4 separate regions of the Homo sapiens genome follow, and regions 1, 3 and 4 are each linked to region 2. Evidence: read pairs that join two places in POLR2A ChIA-PET (ENCODE). Cell type or tissue: OCI-LY7. All regions are shown on one strand. Each heading gives the region's core, and the rest is flanking DNA. Links, peaks and the distances in the headings are about the cores only. Region 1 overlaps SIK3 (SIK family kinase 3). Region 2 overlaps SIK3 (SIK family kinase 3). Region 3 overlaps SIK3 (SIK family kinase 3). Region 4 overlaps SIK3 (SIK family kinase 3).

What was found. Peaks named below come from ENCODE experiments on the same cell type or tissue, not always from the same donor. Only the 100,000 strongest peaks of a DNase experiment are listed, where the experiment ranks them.
Region 1: POLR2A ChIA-PET joins it to region 2 with 9 read pairs; 6 of 35 experiments call an interaction of 5 or more read pairs at or near these places.
Region 3: POLR2A ChIA-PET joins it to region 2 with 8 read pairs; 5 of 35 experiments call an interaction of 5 or more read pairs at or near these places.
Region 4: POLR2A ChIA-PET joins it to region 2 with 5 read pairs; 5 of 35 experiments call an interaction of 5 or more read pairs at or near these places.

What each region holds. Positions count from the first base shown.
Region 1 is chr11:116,859,541-116,865,770 of GRCh38, forward strand. It overlaps SIK3 (SIK family kinase 3), which reads right to left. Exons shown (of 25, transcript NM_001366686.3): 16 at 4,128-4,278; 17 at 2,662-2,787; 18 at 2,301-2,386; 19 at 1,734-1,843; 20 at 1-64. Among named protein-coding and RNA genes, the nearest start is that of APOA1, 25 kb to the left of the region's middle. In OCI-LY7, for the core only: no CTCF peak of the experiment used is centred there; no DNase peak of the experiment used is centred there.
Region 2 is chr11:116,914,645-116,920,874 of GRCh38, forward strand. All of the region lies in intron 4 of SIK3 (SIK family kinase 3), which reads right to left. Among named protein-coding and RNA genes, the nearest start is that of APOA1, 80 kb to the left of the region's middle. In OCI-LY7, for the core only: a CTCF peak has its summit at 4,547; a DNase peak (open chromatin) is centred at 2,437; H3K4me3 peaks cover 444 bases; H3K27ac peaks cover 3,693 bases.
Region 3 is chr11:116,969,784-116,976,013 of GRCh38, forward strand. All of the region lies in intron 1 of SIK3 (SIK family kinase 3), which reads right to left. Among named protein-coding and RNA genes, the nearest start is that of SIK3, 130 kb to the right of the region's middle. In OCI-LY7, for the core only: no CTCF peak of the experiment used is centred there; no DNase peak of the experiment used is centred there.
Region 4 is chr11:117,037,868-117,044,097 of GRCh38, forward strand. The region is part of intron 1 of SIK3 (SIK family kinase 3); the gene reads right to left. Among named protein-coding and RNA genes, the nearest start is that of SIK3, 57 kb to the right of the region's middle. In OCI-LY7, for the core only: no CTCF peak of the experiment used is centred there; no DNase peak of the experiment used is centred there; H3K4me3 peaks cover 263 bases; H3K27ac peaks cover 415 bases.

The sequences.
Region 1 (6,230 bases), core at 623-5,622, 55 kb before region 2:
GGTTGCTGCTGAAAGATTGCACTGCGGGAAGGTAAGCCTTGAAACTGGGAAGAAGATGCAGCCCCTGGAGAGAAAGGAACCTCAGAGTGACCAAGTGCCCAGGCCACCAGCCAGCCAGAAGTAATGAGAGCTAATGAGAATACTCAGACGACATACCAGCTAGAACAGTGCTTCTCAAACTGCACTGAGCATAGGACAAGTCTGGAGAACTTGTTAAACAGAAGATTCCTGGGTCCTATCTATATAATTCTGTTTCAAACTCTGATTCAGTAGGTCAGGATGGGCCCCTAAGAATTTGTGTTTCCAACAAGTTCCCTTAAAAGCTGGTCCATGGATTACATGGGGTAACTCGGATCTAGGCAGTGCTTCTTGAACTTTCACATGCACACAAATGGCCTGGCATCTGGTTAAAAATGCAGACTCTAGGCCGGGCGTGGTGGCTCACACCTGTAATCCCAGCACTTGGGAGGCCGAGGTGGGCGGATCATGAGGTCAGGAGTTCGAGACCAGCCTGGCCACCATGGCGAAACCCTGTCTCTACTAAAAATACAAAAATTAGCTGGGTGTGGTGGCGGGCGCCTGTAATCCCAGCTACTTGGGAGGCTGAGGCAGGAGAATCATTTGAACCCGGAGGTGGAGGTTGCAGTGAGCCGAGATCATACCACTGCACTCCAGCCTGGGTGACAGGGGGAGACTCCATCTCAAAAAAAAAAAAAACAGACTCTAACAGGTCTGGAATACGACCTGAGATCTTACTTTTTCTCCCAATATTGGTGGCTGGGGGACCCCACTTTAAGTAGGAAGAGCCTAGAGGCCAATTCAGACTCTTCTCAAGGATCCTAGGGAGACTGACTAGGGACGTAGCTCGTGGAGTGTTACTCAAGAGATCCTAAGACGGCTGACCTCTGAAGACTCACAGTCACATTATACTTATCTTCACTCCCATCTGTACACCCACAAGAGAGGGGCCCACGTGTATAGTAGACAGCCAAACGGAGGCATGTCTATAAGGAAGGTTCTGGTAGCTGCTTTTTATTTGGTAGGGCTGGAGGTTTTGTTAAAAATATTAATAATAGTAAACCTTTATTGAGAACTATTTTGTGCCAGAGACTGTTCCAAGTGTTTTACGTATATCTACATACTGTACCATAATTATCCTCAGTTGACATTTGAGAAGTAATATGGTTTGGCTCTGTGTGTACCCACATCTTGAAGTGTAGTCCCCATGTGTCAAGGGAGGGACCTGGTGGGAGGCGACTGGATCACGGGGCAGTTTCCTCCATGCTGTTCTCATGATAATGAGGGAATTCTTGAGATCTGGTTGTCTGATAAGTTTCTGGCGCTTTCCCCTGTGCAATCTCTCTCCTGCCACCATGGAAGATGAGCCTTGCTTCTCCTTCTGCCATGGTTGTAAGTTTTCTGAGGCCTCCCCAGCCATGTGGAACTGTGAGTCAATTAAACCTCTTTCCTTTATCAATTACCCAGTCTCAGTCAGTTCTTTAGAGCAGTGTGAAATGGACTAATTCAAGAAGTCAAGTTAACTTACCCAAGGGTTTACAGCTAAGAAACTGATGGAACCAGGATGCAAACCAAAGCAGCTTGGCTCTAGAGTCCATACCCCTGAATACTATGTTATTCTGCCTTTCAAATGGTTTATGGTGCTCAAAACTGAGACCATCATTTTTTCCCATGTGGCATAAAATGAACTGTTTGGTCTGAACCTCTCCACTCACCGTGAGGCTGGATCATGGCACTGCTCATGGGGGGAGGACTATTACTGGGCTGCCTGAAGAGATGGTTGTTGGGGTGGTTGGGGGGTGGGCTTGAAGGCTGAATCCTTAACCTTAAAAATAACAAAAGAGATACACAAAGAAGCTTCCTAAGGTGACAGTACAATCTTAAGTTTCAGCCATACAACATATATCAGTGGAAACTATTTTTTTTTACTTTGATAAGCCTCATGTTAGAAAAATATACATAAGCCATCCACCACAGTGTATTTAAAACCTATCTACATCTTGTTTGAAAAGAACTCAGCCAAAATGGCAGAGTTCATTGTGGGCCTATGTCTGGCTCCTGTATTAGATATCAGATTACTTTGCTCATGGGGCTAAGGAAATGAAGTGGCACAGGAAGTTGGGATTTCAAGAAGGCTCCTGAAATTTACAGTGGTTTCTCTCCTTTTCAAATAGATTCTTGCAAGATGAATGCTCAAGTCAGTCCATATCTCCCAGTGAGTCAAGCCAAGGGTACCAGGCTATCGAGACAATGGCTTAGGCACAACACAAAATGACTCATACCTCTGGAGCTGATGGGTAAGGAGGGCTGGCTGATTTTCACATGCAGCCTGAAGAGGTGGAGATGGCTGAGGAGGACAGATAGAGTCCTAAAACATATATGGGGAAAGGAAAAAAATTATTGTGAGCTTGAAGATTACTCAGAGCTATTCTCAGGAAGGGAAGAAACAGAAAGAACTATCTGTGTCTCAGATTTATGCTTTTGTTGTTCACCAGAAGGTCTGATTACCTTTACTCAAACATGTCAACCATAAACAGACCTCAAATCCACTTTGCACTGAGTGGTCTCCTCCAAAATGCACAGGCAAATCAGCCTGAAAGCAAACTCCAAACAAGTTGGAGAAAGCAAAGAGTGAGGGCCTACTTGAATTTGTTGCTGGAGAATTTGATGGTGCTGCTCCTGCTGGTATAACATATGCTGCTGCTGGGTCTTCTCCAGGGTTCTTTCATCAATCTGCCCCCCGTACATCTTCTGCAGCTGCTCACACTCCTGAAGGGAAAGTAGTTAATACAGATGGGATGCAGCCAGACCCGCCTCATGCAGTGATTTCAGCAGATGCAGATCTGCCTCCAAGCTCTCATGGGCAGAAAGAGCCGCAAGAGAACAGTGTCCTTGATGAGCAATTAACTCATTTACCTAAGTATCTGGTGCACTAAATAGATTCACATCCTGTTCTGTATGAATGAATGGAAAACATCAAGGATGGCCTTTGTATGAGTACAAGTGTCCAATGTGAAATCTGTGTACAAAGCACACGCCATTGGAAGCTTGGTCATCAGGAAGGCAGAAAGGAAATTGGCTCTTTATAGAATCTTTATAGTACAGAAACATATAGAGGTACATTTCCTTCCTCTGAGAGTGCCGTTCCATACCACCTGGAGAGAATGCCAGGTGGTAACAATGTACAGCAGGTTTAATCAAGACCCAGCATCCTAAATCATGCGCAGAGTGCCAGGCGCGCAAGGTGGCTCACGCCTGTAATCCTAGCACTTTGGGAGGCCGAGACGGGCGGATCACCTGAGGTCAGAAGTTCGAGACATAGCCTGGTCAACATGGTGAAACCCTGTCTCTACTAAAAATACAAAAATTAGCTGGCATGGTGGTGCACGCCTGTAGTCCCAGCTACCCAGGATGCTGAGGCAGGAGAATCTCTAGAACCCAGGAGGCGGACGATGCAGTGAGCTGAGATTGTGCCACTGCACTCCAGCCTGGGTGACAGAGCAAGACTTGGTCTCAAAAAAAAAAAAAAAAAGTAGCACCTTCTCTGGTGGTTCCCACAGAAACCCAAGCCCAGAAATTCCTTTCCAATGAACTAGAGACAGGAGAAAAATTTAGTCCCTTCACAGGGGAAGGAAGTTTGATCCTGGGGAGGGCTGTACATAACACAAAGTAAAGAAAGTGCATTAGAAAGCTATACTTTCTTTTTCTTTTAAGACAGAGTCTCGTTCTGTTGCCAGGATGGAGTGCAGGGGTGTGATCTTAGCTTACTACAACCTCTACCTCCCAGGTTCAAGTGATCCTCCCATCTCAGCCTCAGGAGTAGCTGGGACTATGCTAATTTTTAATCTTTTGGGGGAGAAAGGGTTTGCCACGTTGCCTAGGCTGGTCTAGAACTTCAGGGCTCAAGCAATCCTCCCACGTTGGCCTCCCAAAGTGCTGGGATTATAGGCGGGATCCACTGCGCCCGGCCCAGAAAGCTATACTTTTTTAACCTATAAAACTGCAATGTTGCTGACATAAAAGGGGTACGTTTACCACCCCAGTCCTCCTGCAATCCTGGCCTCTGTCACCCATGCTCCTCCAGGGATGCCTGCCACCTCTTCCATTACCTGCTGCAGCTGTTTGATGCTGCTGTTGTTGCCCATTTTTTCCAGGTGAGCTTTGAAGGCCTGGATGCTCGCAGCCCCATCTGAGAACCGGCGCACAGGGGAGAAACGCTCCGTAGGGAGGTGCAGAGTGTTGGAGTCCTTGTAGGTAGAGCTGAATATATGGGAAGAGAAGGTTAGAGGCTAGGACTCAGGGGCTTTGACCAAATCACACAGGGACTGCTGTTCCAGATGAACATAAAGACGGCTGGCTGCCCAGGTAGCCCTGCATATTATGCCACTTTCATGCCATTTCCAGACATCAGTCGTTTCCCTAGCCTGCTTCCCTTTAGAGGGCTCCAGGTGTACATCTTCCATTTCTACTTACCTTCGGTTGGCTTACTTTCCAAGCCTGGTGAGGTCCCGAGATCAAGTACATCCAGTTCTTATAAATACACTAGGCCAGAGAGAAAAGCTTCTCAATATCCTCCAGGCCAGACTGTACAGAAGCTCTTGCTTTTATAATCATATGTCTATCTAGTGCCTTTAGAAACCTTAAATTCACCATTTGAGCCAAAGTTTTCCCTGAGCAATGATCTCCGTATGGCCAGAGGGAAACAACAGTCAGTTTTGTGGTCAAAGGTCTGGCCTAGAACTCATAGGTTCTGTGACAGAAAATAGAAGGTGGCGATTGGGGTGGGGGAAAATGAAGACTTCTGATCCTGGGATGGAGACAACAAATTCTTAAGGAATGTGGGCCTTGAGATCCTGCACGTACCTGGTCAACAAATAAGGTCACCTACTGTGAAAATCAACTTCTCAGAGCAGCAGCACTCACCCAACCTCCTAATGAAAGAGGAATCATATGGATTACCTTCAAAGACCCCACTGCTCAACTGGAACACAGCCAGAATCTTACAGAAAGAAAGAACAAGCTATTGATAAGGAATGCCTAAGACAGCATCGGGGTTAGAAGCTAACACCTACTCTTGTGACCTGATGATCAGAAAGAGATGTTTATGGGCTGAGGTAAGCAGATAAAAGACTGCCAAGGCAGCAGCATTCCAGTAGCAGATGGAAAGGATCAGGGTTTCATGTCCAGGGCAGAGATGCCATTACACTGAACTTTGGATGAAATGATGTGCTACCTTGCCAGTGATTCATTTGGGACTGAAGCAGAACCACAGCTCAGGAAGCAGGTTAACAAGCGAGTTCAAATACAATGCAGACAGCGCGGGACCAGGAGGAATCTAATGACCGTGCAGAGGTATCCAGAGAGTTCTGGCAGCAGGTGAAAGCCTTTTACCCTGTCTTTGCTAATGATGGCTTTTGTTTCAGACTCTACCTGAGGCTTGACCCAGCAGTGAGCTAATGAAATGAGCACGAACATGTATTTGGTTCAGCAACACAAAAAACAAATGAATTTGGCGGGCCACAATCCAGGAACAGGGATCATGAAGGCTGTGTTGAGAAGCATTTCCTTATAACTTGTCATTTCTGTTTCTACTTCAGGTTGAAGTAGAAGCAAGTAAGTACTATTTTCTCCTAAAATTTGATTCCTATGCTTTCAATGTTTTCTGAAATGGACATGTTTCTGATCCCCTCAGAAAGCCATGTTCTTCAAGTAGCAATACAGTCTTTCTGCACAAAAATAATTCTCTCCCATCACAGAAAATCCCAGGTCCAGGTATTTCATGACTTTTTCAGAAGCTCAGGTTGTGAAGAGACTGATACCCAGGTCAGTCCAGCACAGTAACCTCAGAGGAACGGTTCTGATGCAGTTGCTCATTTGAGAAGCACTGATAAGTATCAATTGTGCTTGATTTTATTTTTATTTGCAATCACACTCAAATTCAGGATGGCCTCGCATTAGGCTGATACTCCCACACTATACTCTTCAAGGAGGGACTTGGTTTCCCACCTGGATAAAATCTATCTTGTGTTAGTTTAAAAAAATTTTTTAGTTACACTTTTTAAAACATTTTTAACCTTAAATTACACATTTCCAGAAATGAAAAGGTTGATTAGACCACTCTTCTGTTTCCATGTTGAACTTCATCTCTTCTACCCCAGAAGGATAGCTATATATACTGTTCTTTAATCATTTCCTCCAGAAAATGAAAGGAA
Region 2 (6,230 bases), core at 419-5,418:
TAACCACTGGATGAGTTTTAAGGAAAAGTTCCAGAGGGGCAATTGGTATATTCTAGAGAAATGGGGCTTTCCTGAAGAAGGTTCTATCAACAGTTCAGAGACTCACTCAATCTGATCAAGAAAACCATGGTATACTTGGATTAGAATGTAAAGAAATCAGTACAGTTACCTTTTTATTTTCCAGCTTTTCTGACTCACAAACTCCTTTCAAAGGAATGTATTATCTTAAAAACCTCCCGGGAAAGAAATTTTAAAAATAATTTTGTCATTTTTCTATGATTTATGATACAGAAGAGACTTTAGCTAAAAGACATTTTATTTTACATTAGTACATTAAAAATTAATTTAAAAGTTCACTATGAATTTTAAGACAAATTCATATTATCCCATCATACAAGTGACCCACACTATTTATTTCAATTATTCAAGAAAAAGTATTTATTTAAAATTGATATATCATGTTTAGTAGGAAGCCATATATGTGTGTGTGTGTGTGTGTGTGTGTGTGTGTGTGTGTATGTGTATTTTTTCTTTTTGATGGGGCGGGGGGGCAGGCGGTGGGATAGAGATGGGGTCTTATTATGTTGCCCAGGCTGGTATGCAGGGATCCTCCCGCCTTGGCCTCCCAAAGTGCTGGGATTACAAGCATGAACCACGGCACCTGGCTTTGGAAGCCACAAATATACTGAGATTATAATACACAAAACAGATGAATACTTTTCATGACCTAGGATTTGGAACACTTACATGTTTGAACCTAAAAACCAGACTTGATTAAATGAATTATTTTCATGCCTTGCTTTTAAATAATGAAATGGATTAACAAATATTGGGTCATTACTTATTAGCACTTCTTTGCAAATAATATACTATGAATGTAGATAGTCTTTATTCCCAATAAATCAAACTGGATATAATATAGATAGATAGATATAGATACGGATATGTGTGTAAAAAATGTATATACATGTGGTATATACATATTTTGTGTGTATGTATGTAATGTAACATTTTTAAACTTTGTTTCTTGAGGCCCTAGAAACAATTTGATGTGCTGTGTAAGAACCATGGCCAAACAAAGACAAATCATGAATTTGGTGAAGGTTGTCTTGAGGCATTACAGAATTATCATTTTTATCCTCATCAATTTGAATTTCAACATTAGTGTTCTTTATGCTTTATATAATCCAGTGATCCATAATAGATGTAAACTTAATAAAATACAATGAAAAACTGTACCCTGGTCAAAGCTATTATGATAACCAACTACTTGAACAATAAATGGAATGACCAAGTCATAAGCATGCTCATTAGCGCCCTGCCAGCAGGTAGACTCGATTTATACTCAGAGGCTCTCAAACTATTCCATTTAAGAAGGGCGGAAAGACCTAAGTAATTATTTCATTTATTAACTTCTAAAAAATAGAAAAGTCATTATCACTTTGTATGACATGAATCTCTTGGAACACTGAAAATCTCTGAGGATTCAGAAGTCACTGGCTGGGAAAAGATCCTGTATACTACTTGAGATGGTAAATTAAGGATGGTCTGTGTATAACCTCCGCAAAGACGAGCCAAAGACCACTCAAATCAGGATATTTTAAAAAGACTAGATGAAATACCCATGCCTACCACTAGCAAACTGTACTTTTTGATGCTAAGAAAACTGATACAAATATTATACTCACTCTCTTATGATTTTAAGAGAACTGATAAGGTATATTTCAGAACTCATAAATGACAACCAGATTCTGATATAATGGGGACCTTTACTAATATTCTGCCACCTTGCAAAGGCTTGCCTAAAAAGTCAGCCTCACTCTTTTTGACATTGCTTTAATTTTAAATTTCTATAATATCACATCAAATTTTTTTTTTTTTTTTGAGACAGAGTCTTGCTCTGTCGCCCAGGCTGGAGTGCAGTGGCGCAATCTCAGCTCACTGCAAGCTTTGCCTCCCGGGTTCACGCCATTCTCCTGCCTCAGCCTCCTGAGTAGCTGGGACTACAGGTGCCTGCCACCACGCCCGGCTAATTTTTTGTATTTTTAGTAGAGACGGGGTTTCACCGTGTTAGCCAGGATGGTCTCGATCTCCTGACCTCGTGATCCGCCCGCCTCGGCCTCCCAAAGTGCTAGGATTACAGGTGTGAGCCAAAAAAAAAAAAAAATTTTTTTTTTAGGTCAGGCACAGTGTCTCATGCCTATAATCCTAGCACTTTGGGAGGCTGAGGCAGGAAGATCACTTGAGCTCAGGAGTTCAAGACCAAACTAGGCGACAGAGCGAGACCTCATCTCTACAAAAAGTAAAAAATTTTATTGTTTTTTTTAAGAGACAGGGTCTCGCTCTGTCGCCTAGGCTAGAGAGCAATGGTGTAATCATAGCTTACTGCAGCTTCAACCTCTGCGGCTCAAGCGACCCTCCCATCTCAGCCTCTTGAGTAGCTGGGACTACAGGTGCGTGCGACCACACCTGGCTTCCAACACGCTTCACACAACACAATAAAGACTCCCTCAGAATCAGAGTGAAGGAGCACTCTGGGTGATTCGTTAGTCCCTTCCCAACATCAACTTGCATTTGAGGAGCTTACGATCCTCATGAGGACACATGACCTTGGGCAGACTTATATAAACGTTCTTAGAGTTCCTATAAGAACTGTAAGTTTCTATAACTTTTCTATAGTTCTTATAGTTTCTATAGCCACTAATAAAAGTAAAACACTACTCTAAATGGATAGAATATCAATGTTCTTCTAAAACTTCTTAAACTAGAAACTACAGGTAAGAGGCTGGGCACAGTAGCTCATGCTTGTAATCCCAACAGTTAGGTAGGTGGGGTGAGAAGATCTCTTGAGCTCAAAAGTTCAGGACCAGCCTGAGCAGCAAAACGAGTCCCATCTCCACAAAAAATTTAAAAATTCGCCAGGCATGGTGGCAAAACACCTGTAGTCCCAGCTACTTGGGAGGCTGAGGTGGGAGGATCCCCTGAGCCCATGAGTTCAAGGTTACAGTGAGCTATGACTGCACCACTGCACTCCAGTCTGAGCGACAGGAAGGGAGGGAGGGAGGCAAGGAAGGAAAGGAGGAAGGGAAAGAGAGAGAGAGAGAGAGGAAAGAGAGCGAGAGAGAAAGAACGAAAGAAAGAAAAGGAGAGGACAAGAGAGGAAGGAAAGAAGGAAGAAGAAGGAAGGAAAGGAAAGGAAAGGAAAGGAAAGGAAAGGAAAGGAAAGGGAGAAACAAACAAACTATAGCTTAAGTGTACACCTAATTTCCTTAAACCATACGTTGCTTGAGATTTTTCAAAGCTGTCATTTTCTGCAGCTTCAATAAAATGCCGATAAAATTATTTTTCTTTGTTCTAGATATTATACAGATTAAGATGAAACTTTGGCTTTTAATCATCACTGCTCATGTTTTATTTATATTTTGTTTTATTTTAATGGGCAAATTACAATAGTTGTATATATTTACAGGGTACATCGTACATGTTATGATACATGTATACACTGAGGAATGATTAAATCCAGTGAATTAACATATCCAGCACTTCACATACTTATTGATCCACACTTTATTCAATGCTGTGCCCAACACAGTCTCAGAGACAAAGAGCAGTCTGAAATTTCCAGATGCTTTGGTAGGTCAGAAGCGCATGCCATCCACCCTCTTACACTCCGCTCAACTCCCTTTCCCTGTAGAGGGAGGAGGCAAGCTTTTGGGCTCAGGCTTCTCCTACACTTTTTTTTCCACCCCCACCCCCACAAGACCTCAAAGCAAAAGCTTCCATTTCTTTTCTGCCCTTTGCTTCTCTCCCTTTTTCTATTCCCAACCTCTCATTCCCCCTTTTTCTAATTATCCCCAAAATAAGTGACGTGCAATTAATAGATAATGGCATGAAAATCCTTGAGGCTGAGGAAAAGTAATAGAGAAGTCACTCTGCACAAACTAGAAGTGTGAGTAAGAGGAATCTATGGTTGAGCATCAAATTCTTGATTCTCAGCTTCTCAGGCTGGCCTCTGTTTACACAGCCTCAGGTGTTACACTTCAGTGTTCCAAGATATACGAGAAACCGTAGGCTAAATAGGGTGCACCTTCCTGGAACATCAACGTTTTTTCTGTGTTAAACTAAGTTAATAATCTTAATATTAAAAAATATAGATATGACATTAAGTAGAATACAAATTTGTAAAGTTCTAGTCTCAGGAATAGGATTCAAGAGAGATAATATTTCAAATTTTCTTTTCCCAAGGGTCAACGTGCAGGAAGGTTATTTAGAGCCGCTTCTTGGTAATGGTCATATGCCATTTCAGGGCAAGAACACAGGTCTAGCTATTAAAATTCCTAGACTCTATTATGAATTCAGGACAAACACAAAGGCCTCTCTGGTCTCAATTCACTGGACATGTCAACCTGGGAGGTGCAATGAATGATAGCCTAAAAAGAGGGCATTAGAATCATGAAATACAATTTAGATTGATATAATGAGTATTGCATAACTACTTCCTGTGACCAGTCAGAGGCACTGTCAGTCAACACACTGTGGAAGGGTACTCAAAAATCCAAGGTTTCCAACCTTTCTTTTCTATATGATGGTATCTCAGTATATTCATACTAAGGGTGAAAGGTCAATTGAGTTAGGAAATGTTTTAATTTCTCCCTAAAAAATAATAAAATGGTCTAGCTCTCACTGCATTAAGGTCAAAATTTTCCATGGTACCTTAAATCCATGCTCTGAAAATTCTTTCCAGGATATTGGCCTTTCTATAGTTGCATTTCTGATCTTTGCTGTCTACTGATTGCCAACTAAAACAATAACACGAGAGTGGAAACTATCTCATGGAGACCATTCTGGGAGTCGACATTTAAAGACAAAAGTTTCCAACTTCCTTAGGTTTAAAAAAAATGTTTCCACAATTTTCAGAACATTCTTATAACGTCTAAGCATTTGAAAGAACTTTTCTTCAGGGAGTAAGCCAGCTACATTTCAGTTTTTTCTCAGGCAATCTATTTTAAATATAGACACCTTGCTACTTAATCTTTGGGGACAAGGACATTAAAATTACTTTCGAATAGCAATACATTAACCATTTTCAAAACACCATTTTTTTGATAGCTTAATATAATCCATCAGTAAGAAAATTTCATTTCTTTATTTCTAAACATATCTTTCAAAATTCCCTCTTCCTGGTCAAGACATATGATTGGTTATCTGGTCCTAGAAATTCTCGCTTGCTTTCTCTCTTGAATTTGTTGCCGTTTTCTTCCTTTGCATGTTTACTGCCACCATCACCCTCATGCGGGATTTTACCATTCACAGCCTTTAACTGGCCTTCCTATTACCAGGAGGCCCTTCCCTTCCCTCAGCTTCCAGCTTTTTGCCGTCTCCATACTGAATTGGATTAATTAAGCCTTATATCTTATATTCAAATGATTTCAATCTAATATAAACATCTACTGCTCCTGCCTTCTCGGGGAGACTCCTCTCCTTTAGCCTTCCCTTCCACTGAGCTGCTCACCCTTTTTTTTTTTTTTTCAAATAGACCTTGTGCATTCTACTGCTGCCCACGCTGCTCCAACTCAGTGCCCACTGGAACCTAAATGAAATCCCACATCCTAACCACGTGCAACTGGCCTTTGCCATCTCTCTCACCCCAACTTCTTCCAATCCCCATTTTATTCATTATCTCCAGCCATGCTGGACTTTCTTCTACCCCTTTCTTCTATGTTGAATTTATCTCTCTCAGGCCTTTGCATTGTTCTTCTTTCTGCGTGGAATGTTTTGAAGATCCTGGCTAAAAGCAGTACCTCTCGCACAAATCATTCTGCCATGTTACTCGAGTTTATCTTTGTCACAGCCCTATGAGAGCTTATTTGTGTTTACTGTCTATTTATCCCCATTAGAATATAAGTTCCAAGGGGTTATCTTACTGACTGCTGTACCCCCGTGCCTGTATCAGTGTCTGCAACTGACAGGTGCCTTATTAACACTTGCTGGAATTCTCTCCTCTACACCTGATCATCCAATCACATGACACTGGACGCACCTCAAATGCCATGTCCTCAATACAATATTTATGTCCTTTATCAGTACCGCCTGAACTTCAGTTCGACAAAGCTGGGGAGCACCTGCTACAGAACAGGCATGTATGAGCCAGTGGGAGTGTGACAATAAACAGGACATGGTTACAGTCCTTGTGGAACTGACAATCTTGTGGAATCTTACAAACTACAGTA
Region 3 (6,230 bases), core at 412-5,411, 55 kb after region 2:
GTTACAGACAAAACTTTTTAGAAGCCTAGGGCTCTGCAGAACAGTTTGGAAATCACTGTGACAGCAAAAAGACGAATGCAGTGGGTGCTGAGATTGAGAGTTCAATTTCCAGCTGTATCTCTAAGATATGTTTGTGACCTTGGGAAAATCACTTTACCCCTCTAATCCTCAATGTTTTCATCTATTACATGACTTGAAAGCAGAGGTATCAGCTGGGCACAGTGGCTCACACCTGCAATCCCAGCACTTTGGGAGGCCAAGGTGAGATGATCGCTTAAGCCCAGGAGCTTCAGACCAGCCTAGGCAACATAGTGGAATCCTGTCTCTACAAAAAAAATTTCAAATTGGTTGGGCACATTAGCATGTGCCTGTGGTCCCAGCATTTTGGGAGGCTGGGGCACAAGAACTGCTTGAGCTCCGGAGGTCAAGGCTGCAGTGAGTTGTGATCAAGCCACTACACTCCTAGCCTGGGTGACAGAGTGAGACCCTGACTATAAAAAAGAAAGAAAGAGAGTTATCAAGATAAGGTTCTCACTGTGCCAATTCCTAATTCGAACTCTGGGAGACTTGGGTTTTGACTTTTTTAAGTTTTTAAATTGACATTTAAGTCCTAAGGGTTCATTCACATAAATCAGAATCACTACTAGTCATACAACTCTCAATCTTGGTTAGTTAAAGTAATCAAGCCATTTAGTTTTAGTTATTATTTCTTTTATTTTCTCTTATCTGTTTATTATTTACTTATTTTTGTAAAGATGAGGTCTCACTATAGTCCAGGCTGCTCTCAAACTCCCGGGCTCAAGCAATCCTCCTGCCTCAGCCTCCCAAAGTGCTAGGATAACAGGCATGAGCCACCACGCCCGGCTGTATTTGTTATTTCTTTTAGAGACAGAGTCTTGCTCCGTTGACCACGCTGGAGTGCAATGATGTGATAATAGCTCACTGCAGCCTCAAACTCCTGGCCTCAAGAGATCCTCCACCTCAGCCTCCTGAGTAGTCAGGACTACAGGCATGTACTACCATGCCCAGCTAAATTAATTTTTTTTAAGAGAAGGGTCTTGCTCTTTTGCCCAAGCTGATCTGGAACTCCTGGCCTCAAGCAATCCTCCCACCTCAGGCTCCCAAAGCACTGGGGTTACAGGCATGAGTCACCACACCCAGCCCTAAGTCATCTAGTTTTACAGTGCTATATAATGTAGGACCATATGATAATAAGCAGAAAACTGCATTTACCACATTTGAGATAACCTTGGTGAATAAGTGTTTCTTTCCTCAATTAAATACATTAAAACTAAAGCATAACACCACTGTTTGCCCAGAAAAGCCTTGGCATTTGCTAATATTTTCACTATTGGTAAAGTCAATGTTTCCCACTGTTAAAACTAAGAACACTAAATAATAATATTGACATTAATTTCCATCCCACTTACAGAACAAACAATGGCAGACTAAATTAAATGGAATGTGAAACGGGCAACAAGTAGGTCAAATTAATTAAACTGTAAATTACAACCACACCAGAAAGACATGAACACAGAAACCAAGAATCCGAGTCTAAGAAATGTTGCATAATCCAATGTCAGCCAAATTTGACGATGTTTCCATTATCAAATTTCTCACTTAGAAATGAGAAACTCAAAGAGTCAATTTTAGTTTGTTTTATATTTTTTGTTTTAGACTAGTTAATTCCAATATATTAAACATAAGCATAGTAAGAATAGGTAAAATATACTGAGCACCTAATATGTCCCAAGGCACTAAATTTTTTTGTTACTTTTTGTAATGAAAATTTTCAAATATTAACAAAAGTAGACAATAAAATAATTCAAAGCATCAATCAGCTTCAAGAATTATTACTTTATAGTCAATTGTTTTATCTATATCTCTACCAAGTTTCTCCAAAATCCCAATCACCGTATCATTTCATCTGTAACTACTTCAATATACCTCAAACAGGAGTCTTTCTCTTTTTTTAAACATAACTATGACATCTTTACTGCACTTGAAAAAAATGAGGAATAATGGCCAGGCGTGGTGGCTCACGCCTGTAATCCCAGCACTTTGGGAGGCCGAGGCGGGTGGATCACGAGGTCAGGAGTTCAAGACCAGCTTGGCCAAGATGGTGAAATCCCGTCTCTACTAAAAATACGAAAAATTACCTGGGCGTGGTGGCACGCGCCTGTAATCCCAGCTACTCCAGAGGCTGAGCAGAGAACTGCTTAAACCTGGAGGGGCGGAGGCTGCAGAGAGCTGAGATCGCCTCACTGCACTCCAGCCTGGGCAACAGAGCGAGACTCGGTCTCAAAAAAAAAAAAAAAAGAAAAGAATAATTACAGGCATTAACTCTTAACCCATACAACAACCCTATGGAGTAGGTACTATTATTCTCATTTTACAGATGTTTCTGAGACACCTACCAATGAAGTTATGTGCCCTGGATATACAGTACTGAATGGCAGAGGCAGGAATCGAAGCCAGACAGTCGAGCTCAAGAACCTGAGCCCTCCACTTCATTATGTTTTGCTCCTTCTCAAAAGTAGATTTTATGGTAATGAGTTGTTAAATATAAACAGAGATAATTGACTAATAAAAGAATGGATGACTGACAGCATCAGACTTTAGCAAAATTTTGAAACAAGGAAAACATATCCCCGTATTTCACCTATCCTCCAACTTCTTTCTTCATCCCCAGCTGGTATGCTGCATTGAACAGCTCTACCTACCTCCATTTAACCTTGTACCCAATATTTTTAAAAGTAAAGTTTATTCTTTTTACTACAACCAGCTCTATTGGGTTAAACTAACATTTGGGATGTACTCTGTGACTAATTTTCATCAAGACAGACTTACTGGATGCAGTCCTACTCAAAATTAAATATTCTCTTCAGAAGTCATATTATGAAATATATACACCTACTATGTACCCTCAAAAAAAATTAAAAATAAAAATAAAAGTCATATTCTGTGTGACAAACAGACCCCATGATGACTGGCCCCCAATGGTTCTCTCTCACACACACATACACACACACACACACATAATGACAGACCTATTCATGCCTTTATGTAATATCCTCCCTTTCTTCCAAGTGGAGCTAGAGAGCTTAATGAAGTAAATGGCCATGTTACGGAAGCCCTCAGGAAAAGGAACTGTGGGTGGCATCAAAGAACTGCGGGCAGTCTCTCTAGGATCAGTCTCTTTAGAAGCCCCAGCCAACAGCCAACAAAAAGCTGGGATCCTCACTCATAAAGCAATTCTACCAACTACCTGAACGATCTCGTAAGTAACTACTTTCCCAGTTAAGCCTCCAGGTGACAATGCAGTCCATTTAATACTGTACAGCCTTCTGAGACCCTGAGCAGAGGGCTCAGCTAAGCCATGCCAGGACTCAAGACCCATGGAAACTGTAAGACAGTAAATGTGTGCTGCTTTAAGCTGCTAAATTTGTGGCAGGTTGCTACATAGTAATAGAAAACTAACAGCTCATGGTTCTTTATAAGGTAGACAACTATCATCTCCAAGAAATTCTAGGCCAAGGAAATCTCTTCCATAATTTATAGTACAGAACTGTAGCAGTTTCAAGCAAGAGTTCAAGCATGTGAACAAAACTAAAGCTCTTTCTTGAGAAAAGCTTTGCTTTAGCCTTACTTGTAGAGATTCCAGCAAACTCTGTGTAAACATAGGTAAGCTCTCCACTGGAAAAGTAAATATGTCAGGCTCCTTAGTTTACCAAACAAAGTTACTTTTTTCAATTGCACAAAATGCTATCAAAAGCATGTGCATCTAATGACTTCCTTCCAGACAGTACATTATGAAAGGGGGGGAAAGAAAGAACTTTACAGTGGAAAAACTTGACAAACACTACCTGAGCCAGGTGATCAAGGTTAGCATCAACAGTAATAAGTCATGTTGATAGTATGTGCCCTTGGTATGATGTGATGAAAATGGCGCTTTACCTTGGTTATCTTACCACTCAAAACCTATAACCCCAATCTAATCATGACAAAGACATCAGACAAATTCCAACTGAGGAGCATTCTACAATACCTGACCAGTACTACTCAAAACCATTAAGGTCATCAAAAACAAGAAAAGACTGAGAAACTGTCACAGCTAAGAGAAACCTAAGGAGACATGGTGACTAAATGGCGTGTGGTATCCTGGACAAGATCCTGACACAGAAAAAGGACATTTTGGTAAAAACTAACGGAATTTGAGTAAAGTATGAACTTTAATAAGGATGTACTAATATTGGTCCATTAATTATGACAAATGTATCATATTACTGTAAGATAATAAGAATAGAGGAAACTGACCGTGGGGTATTTGGGACCTCTGTACTGTATCTGCAATTTTTCTACACATCTAAAGCTATTCTAAAATAGTTAACTGCAAACATCATAATGGAATGCTCTGCTCTTCTAGCACTACATTCAAATTCAGTCTTAAATTGTTTTGTTAGGAAACTTCTATTTAATGTTGGAGATACCAGACTAAACAACAGCTTTCTGCTTTCCGTCAGTTCAAGTAACCAGATCGCTTAACAAACAACATTTCTTCACTAGACTCACTAGACCTATATCCAGAATCAAAATGGTTTCCATATAAAGAACACTTTGGAACCCTTTTTTTCCCCCTTTTGAAACAGGGTCTTTGTCACCCAGGCTGGAGTACAGTGGCACGATCACAGTTCACTACAGCCTCAACCTCCTGGCCTCAAGTGATCCTCCCCAGCGACTGGGCCTACAGGCATGTGCCACCATAGGGGTTTCTGTTTGTTTGTTTGTTTGTTTTTGTAGAGACAGTGTCTTGTTATATTGCCCAGGCTGGACTCAAACTCCTGGCTGTAAGTGATCTGCCTTGGACTCCCAAAGTGCTGGGATTACAGGTATAAGCCACCGTACCTGGCCTTGAAATCTTTTTTAAAAATGTATTATTGAAGAATTTTTCTTTTAGACATAGTTTTGTGAACCTGATATCAAGTCACAGGGTATTAAGTTTTGACTTACAGTGTGGTGCTGGGAAATCGGTTTTCTCAATTGTATTTTTTCCTTTTATTTAATAATGTTAGTTAAGGAATCCATGTTTTCTTGTTGGCCTGTACTGCCAGAAAGCAAAAGCTAAGTGAACTGTGGTAGCTCTACTTAGCCTAAGTTTTCTGGTAAAATAGTATCCATCTCTCCTCTTCCCTAGACTATTTGGCCCTAATTCTTTTAAATTTGTTTTAATCTGTTGATCTTCTGTTAAAGATACCTGAAACTCTTTCTGAAAGTAGATTTTTTTAAAAATTGACAAATATTTAGCCCGAACGAGGACATGAAATTCATTAACAAGACAAATAATCACATTAGTATTTCTCCTCAGCAAGAATTTCCCTGCTTTCTTTGTATTCTAGTTATTTAAAAAAAAAAGCAGCTTTATTGAGATATTCACATACCATGCAATTCACCAATTTAAAGTGTAAAATTCAACGTGTTTTATAAATTCACAGGATAGTGCAACCATCACAATCTAACTGAACATTTTTGTTCCGACTGAAAAAAACCTCATACCTGTTTAGCTGTCACTCCTCATTCCCCCACTCCTATCCCTCCACCAGCCCTAGGCAACCACTAATCCACTTTCTTTCTATAAATTTGCCTATACTAAATATTTCATCTCAATGAGATCATACAATATCTGGTCCTTTTGTGACTTGTTTCTTTTACTTGGCATAATGTTTTCAAGGGGCATTCACCTTGCAGCATGTATCAGTACTTCATTACTTTTTATTGCCAAATAATATTCCATTGTATGGATATATTAATTTTAATTATCCATTCTTTAGTTGATGGACATTTTGGTTGTTCTGCTTTTTGGCTATTATGAATAATGCTGCCATGAACATTCATAAAATTTTTATGTGAATGTGTTTTCACTTATCTTGGGTTTATACCTACCAGTGGAATTGCTGGGTTATATGGTAATTCCACTTTTAACATTTTTTGGAACATTAAACATTTTGAAGAAATGACAAAGCTGCTGCATCATTAAATTCTCTCTCACCAGCAATGCCAGAAAGTTCTACTTTCCACATATCCTAACCAACACTTGTTATTGTCCATCTTTTTTTATTACAGCCATCTTAGTGGATACGTGGTATCTCATTGAGGATTTCATTTGCATTTTCCTAATGACTAATGATGCTGAGAATCTTTCCATGTGTTTGTGGACTAACTGCATACACTTT
Region 4 (6,230 bases), core at 629-5,628, 120 kb after region 2:
GAAACAAGTTAATTCCTATGCTAAGCACCTTTCCTCTGTTTTCACATTTCTTCTGTTTTCAAATGCTGAATTCAACAAGAAATCATAAAATCATACCACTTTAGTAGTTCTGAAAAGTTTTATAATGCCTCTTTTTTGTTGTGTACTATGGGGTGGAAAACTCTTTTGTCTTATTCCTGAATCAAGAAAGTAGAAACCTTTGCCAGAATCATTTGCACTAGATAAGTGAATTTGCATATCAGACCATATTTTTAAAAGCAGAAACATCCTGTATAGAGACTCTCCTTATAGAATGACTGACCTGCCTTGGCCTAAGGAAGCCTTCTCCCCCTCTTCCAAGCACAATCTTCCTGTTTTCTCAGCCTCATCTGAACCCGCTCAACCAAACAAAGAACCACTCAAACAAAATTTCACAGAATACCAACTTTAATAATTTCTAGCCAAATCAACACAAACTGTGGCTCTGGCCTAGAATAAACTGCTACAAGATACTTTTTTTTTTTTTTTGAGACAGAGTCTCGCTCTGTCTCCCAGGCTGGAGTGCAGTGGTGCAATCTCGGCTCACCACAGCCTCTGCCTCCCAGGTTCAAGCGATTCTCCTGCCTCAGCCTCCAGAGTAGCTGGGATTACAGGCACCCGCCACCACGCCTGGCTAATTTTTGTATTTTCAGTAGAGACGAGGTTTCACCATGTTGGCCAGGCTGGTATCGAACTCCTGACCTCAGGTGATCCTCCTCGGCCTCTCAAAGTGTTGGGATTACAAGTGTGAGCCACCGCACCTGGCCGCTACAAGATTCTTTATTTGCAATGACTCTCCTCTCCTTTTACCTTTGTTAATAATCACTCATTTCTTCCCCACAGATGCATCAAAGCTAAGATTCTTCGAAATATCCCACATGCGGCCAGGCGCAGTGGCTCATGCCTGTAATCCCAGCACTTTGGGAGGCGGAGGCGGGCATATCATCTGAGGTCAGGAGATCAAGACCATCCTGGCCAAAATGGTGAAACCCCATCTCTACTAAAAATACAAAAATTAGCCAGGCATGGTGGTGTGTGCCTCTAATCCCAGCTACTCGGGAGGCTGAGGCAGGAGAATTGTTTGAACCTGGGAGGCGGAGGCTGCAGGGAGCTGAGATTGTGCCACTGCATTCCAGCCTGGGCGACGGAGTGAGACTCCATCTCAAAAAAAAAAGAAAAAGAAATATCGCACATTCACGGAGCATCTTTAGATCAGAATCACCTCGGCTCTACGTTGAGACTACTGTAATTCTTAGCACAAAGACAGAAAAAGTTGACTCAAGGCTGTCATTTAAAAGAAAAAGCATAATTAATAAACCTTATTTGATAAATAAAAAGATACCTATTGTCTTCATATTACAAACACCGAAAATAAAGCTCAACAATGAAAAAATATATTTTTTTAATTGTGTTTGTTTGTAGAGGTGAGGTCTCGCTATGTTGCCCTGGTCTTGAACTCACTTAAGTGATCCTCCCACTTCAGCCTCCCATAGTGCTGGGATCACAGGCGTAAGCCACCATGCCTGGCAAGAAAATGTTCAGAACAAACCCTACAATTAACTCAGTTCATGACAGACTTGTTACTAATGTATGATGTTTGCAGTGTATAAATGGTGCAATGTACACTACAATTCTCACTGCATATTATAAACAGACATGTTACTATGAAGTTGAGGGAGTGGAAGAAAACAGACTTAATGCTTTAGCTGACTAAAATCGAAAGGTCCACATTCAAAAGACATATTTTTTTAAGAAATTAGGAGTTAATTTTATGTTAAGTAAAACCTATTGTATCATAAGTAACATTTGTTGGGCACTTAATATGTAGTAGGTACTATAGCTAAGTGCTTTACATGATCATCTGATTTAATCCTCACATAGACACTAAAGAAGTAGTTACTATTATTTTACAAAGAAGAAAACTACGGTTTACAACTGTTAAGAAACTTGCCCAAACTGCTAATAAATGAAGAAGCTGAAACTCCCATCCAGGTTTTCCTGACTCCAAAGCCTGGACTCACCACTATTTCTTCAACAAGGATAGCAGCAGGTTCTAGTGTATAAATAAAATAAACACAGTGACTAAACACATTTCCCCACACACTCATCTCTACCACTCCCACAGCCCACCTGAACTCTAGCTAATTGTTCTTAGTCACTGAAAACATTACATGGCTAGATAAATGATAAATGTCAGCTTTGAAAAGGGGAAAAGAAAGTGCCTTATGAGCTTGAGCCACAGATGATGGGCCCTCTTTTTCAAAGCCTTGTCTGCTCATTTGTTCATTCAAATCTCACTGAGCACCTATCATAGCAAGCAGTACTGTATAGTGATAAAGAGCAGAAGAATGCTTAGGTTCAAATCCTGGCGCCATCACTAACTGAGCATGTGACTGAGTAAGTTACTCTACTTCTTCACTACATTAATTATCTAAAGCATTTAGAACTGTGCTCGTCATTTATTATAGTAAACAACAAATGTTAGCTGACATTATTACTCTGTTAATAATGTTACTAGGCAATAGCTAAGCTACAAGCTTCTGGGTGATATGGCATGCTATTCCCTCTCTTCTGAAGCTCGAAATCTAAGACATGTGCATAAATAACCACAAATAAATCTGTAAATAACACTATAGGTATTAGTACATAAATGCTACAGATGTGCCAAGGAAGAGATTACTTCTAGCTAAAGATATCAGGGAAGGTCTCATGGAAAAGGTGCACTTGAGCCAGACCATAATACAAAAAGTAGAGGAGAACATTCCACATACAGAATATAATCATGGAATAGTAAATTGAGCTCAAGTGAAGACTTACCATGGAAGACTGGTGATGAATAAACCTGGGAATGTAGATAAGATTAGGGACCAGATTATCCAGAAACTTAAAGATCCAAATAAAGAGTTCACATATAAATACTATCATCATATTTTCTTTTCTTTTCTTTTTCATTGTATATATTTAAGGTATACAACACAATGTTTTTATATACTTATATATAGTGAAATGGTTACTATAGTCAAGCAAATTAATTTATCCATCACCTCACAGTTACCTGCCTCCTTTTTTTTTTTTTTTTTTTAGCAAGGGCAACTAAAATCTACTCTCAAAAAAAATCCCAGTGCAATACAATATTATTAACTATAGCCCTCATGTTATACATTGGATCTCCAGAATATCGTATTTTAAAATGTAAGCTAGTATTAATATTGCTCAAAGTGGAATACACATATAAAAATGTAAAAAGAGAGAATTCAGATCTCCAGAATATCATATTTTAAAATGAAAAAAGAAAGAATTCCCCCAATTTGGGGGATAGCAGGAAGTACTGTAAGAGATGGGGAAAAAAATAGCAAAGCAAGTCAGAGGAGATGTGGAAGAAAGCCAGGTTTCACAGGTAATGCATTTATATAGACCAGCTTTCCTCAAACTGTATGGTAGTCACATAAATTTGAGAAAGGCTACATGCCCCACCCTCATCTAGCCCTTCAGGGATCCACAAGACACTGGTACTTCAAGACCTCTCAAATGACCTGTAATTTTAAAACTAATTTTGTCCACTCTATATATTCCCAAACTTATTTAATAAAAAAAATCCTTTTCCTCCTAATATATTTAAGCAATGAGGGATACTAGTGTTCTACAAAACTCATTCTAGAAAACTTTGATGCTAAAATATCTGAAAATAATTGGGAAAAGTATGATGCCATATGAGATGAGATGGGAGATGTCTTAACAGTTCTATAATCATTTTTCAGAAAGACTTTTCCAAGATCACAGACTACTCTGGAAGTCTAATTTTGTTTTTACCCTAAGAGGCAAGTAAACCAACTAAAGGAGTTCTATAAATGATTATCATGCTTTGTTTTCTACCTGGCAACACAACTTTTAAGACTAAACTCTGACAACAATACAATTTGAATTACTTCTGATTTCCTTGTCCAAAGATGCCCTAAGGATTTCAAGAAGTATTTTCCTTTACTGATCAGAAAAGGAAACAGGTAGAGCCCGTTTATCCCTACTCTTTTTTTTCATGTCTTTTTCATCTTTTTCTCTCCAGTTTACCATTTTCCATTCTCTATTCTTCCATTCATATGTAATTTTCCCTTTACTGGCCCACTTTTGTCCCATGTACTCATGTCCTCCTTATTTCTCCCAGCTCCCTGCTCAAATTATTATCTGGAGCCTGGGGACTGCCATTATGACCAAAGAGCATGTTCAACTGCTAATAACTGACTTCGAGGGTTACAGAAGGCTCATGATATGCTATAGTTCCCCCATTTTTAGCCTACAGTAGACACTGCCCATTCTGCCAAAGCACTCTTTCTCACTAAACCCACAGTGCTCTCAACAGCTACTTCTAATCTCTGGAAGTTAAAACCTATTTGCAGACAGGTCCTATATGTTCTCATTTGTATTCTTTAGATCTATTGGCTGAAATGTGAAATACGCTAGTAAACGCAATTCGCAGGTAAGAAAGGAGGCACAATGGTTAAAGGCCAGAGTGTTGTCTCGCTGCACATCTACATGTGTCTGGTTCTTAAAAGTCAGTGTCTGCATTAGAAGCATTTGAGGAACAGTACAGGACTTTGCCAAAATACCAGTACAACCAGGAATCCTCGTATACTTAACACACATAAGGATAAATAAAAACAATGAGGATAAACTTCAAAACAACCTTGAGACATTTTATTTTCCAGGAGTCTTTCCTCCACACTGACTACCCGAATGTTTTCAGTAAGCATTTTGCTGTGGTTTCTCAGTTAGATTTCATCTAAATATGAGTAATCATCCTAATTAAGAAAAGCCAACTGGCTAAAATGCTAAAAGATCAAGCCCTCCCTTAAAATAATATCTTTCTCTGTTCAACTAAGAATGTGGAGTGCAACAGCGTGAAGGAAAATGTTAAGACTCATTCAATGATGGCACATAACTAAACCAATTAAGATAAATTTTAAAAGTTGTTTACTTAGTAGCCGCCAAATTCTATAAGGAAAATAACTGTTGGTGCAATTATGCAGTTTTGTATCTCATTAGCTGCCACAGTGAAAGATTATGTATTGTGCAACAATGATATCTGTTGAACCAATAAAATCAAAAGCTACTGTCAGCAAGCTGCGTTTATATACCTCTTAAATCAGTAAATCTTTTTTCTTCTTTTAAAACCAAGATATGCCCACAAGAGTTCCCAAAACAGCTTCCATATTAAAATTATAAATTATTGACTTGATGAGCTTCTCTAACCTGTGAAGTTGGAGAAACAGTAGTTTTTGATTCAGCAAAGGGCATTCCCACCATCCCTCCGAACGTGCCATGAAACAACTCAATAGACTAAAGATGGGGAAAGCTTAATGACTGAAATAAAAATAGATAAAAAAGGAAACAGAGTAGTTTCTACACTGCAATTCACTTCTACTTTTTCCATCTCAACATTAAAACATATATATCATCTAAACAAAAACTCATTACCACATAAAAATAAGGTGGAAGTTCAGTCTTCAGCCTGGATACTTACACTGCAGTCTCCCCACTCAATGAGGCTTAAGAGGCTTAAGCAAAGTTTTAAAAAAATACTGAAATCCATCTGATATTCAACACATGTAACTAAACAGTACAAGCACTACCATTTTACAAAACCAATTCTAGATGACATATTCATAGGAGTTTCCAAAAAATGCCTGAACTCTTCATAATCCTGCTAAATATATTAACCATGCCTCAACATTGCGTGACTATAACAAAGCTTAGCTTCTGTATCATATCACTACTAAAATCAACATTCAACTGAACTGTTCAGCCATAGGGTTTCATGTCTAATTAATTATTTAACCATATCTAGGCCTCCAAATCTAATTTATCTTTTCCCTGGTTCTGAACCTCAGTTACATTTTACAATCTCACTTTAGTTACTTTCTGTCAGCCATCTCAAATCCTGTGTGAAACAAAACACAGTATAAACGATGTTTTATTCACCTTTATGCCATTAACATTTAGTGCAGTACCTGGCACACAAGTTCTTAATTCATGTTTAACTGGCTTGAAGGCTACTGCCCCAGTATAGTTCTGACTCAATAAAAACTTATGTCAAATGACCATAGCAAATATTAGTAATGTTCGTTTTGAGATGGATCAGAAGCCTCATTCCCTGAATCGATGTTCCTGATGATGATTTTGTCAATAAGCAAAGGAATGTAAAAGACTACTTTTAAAAC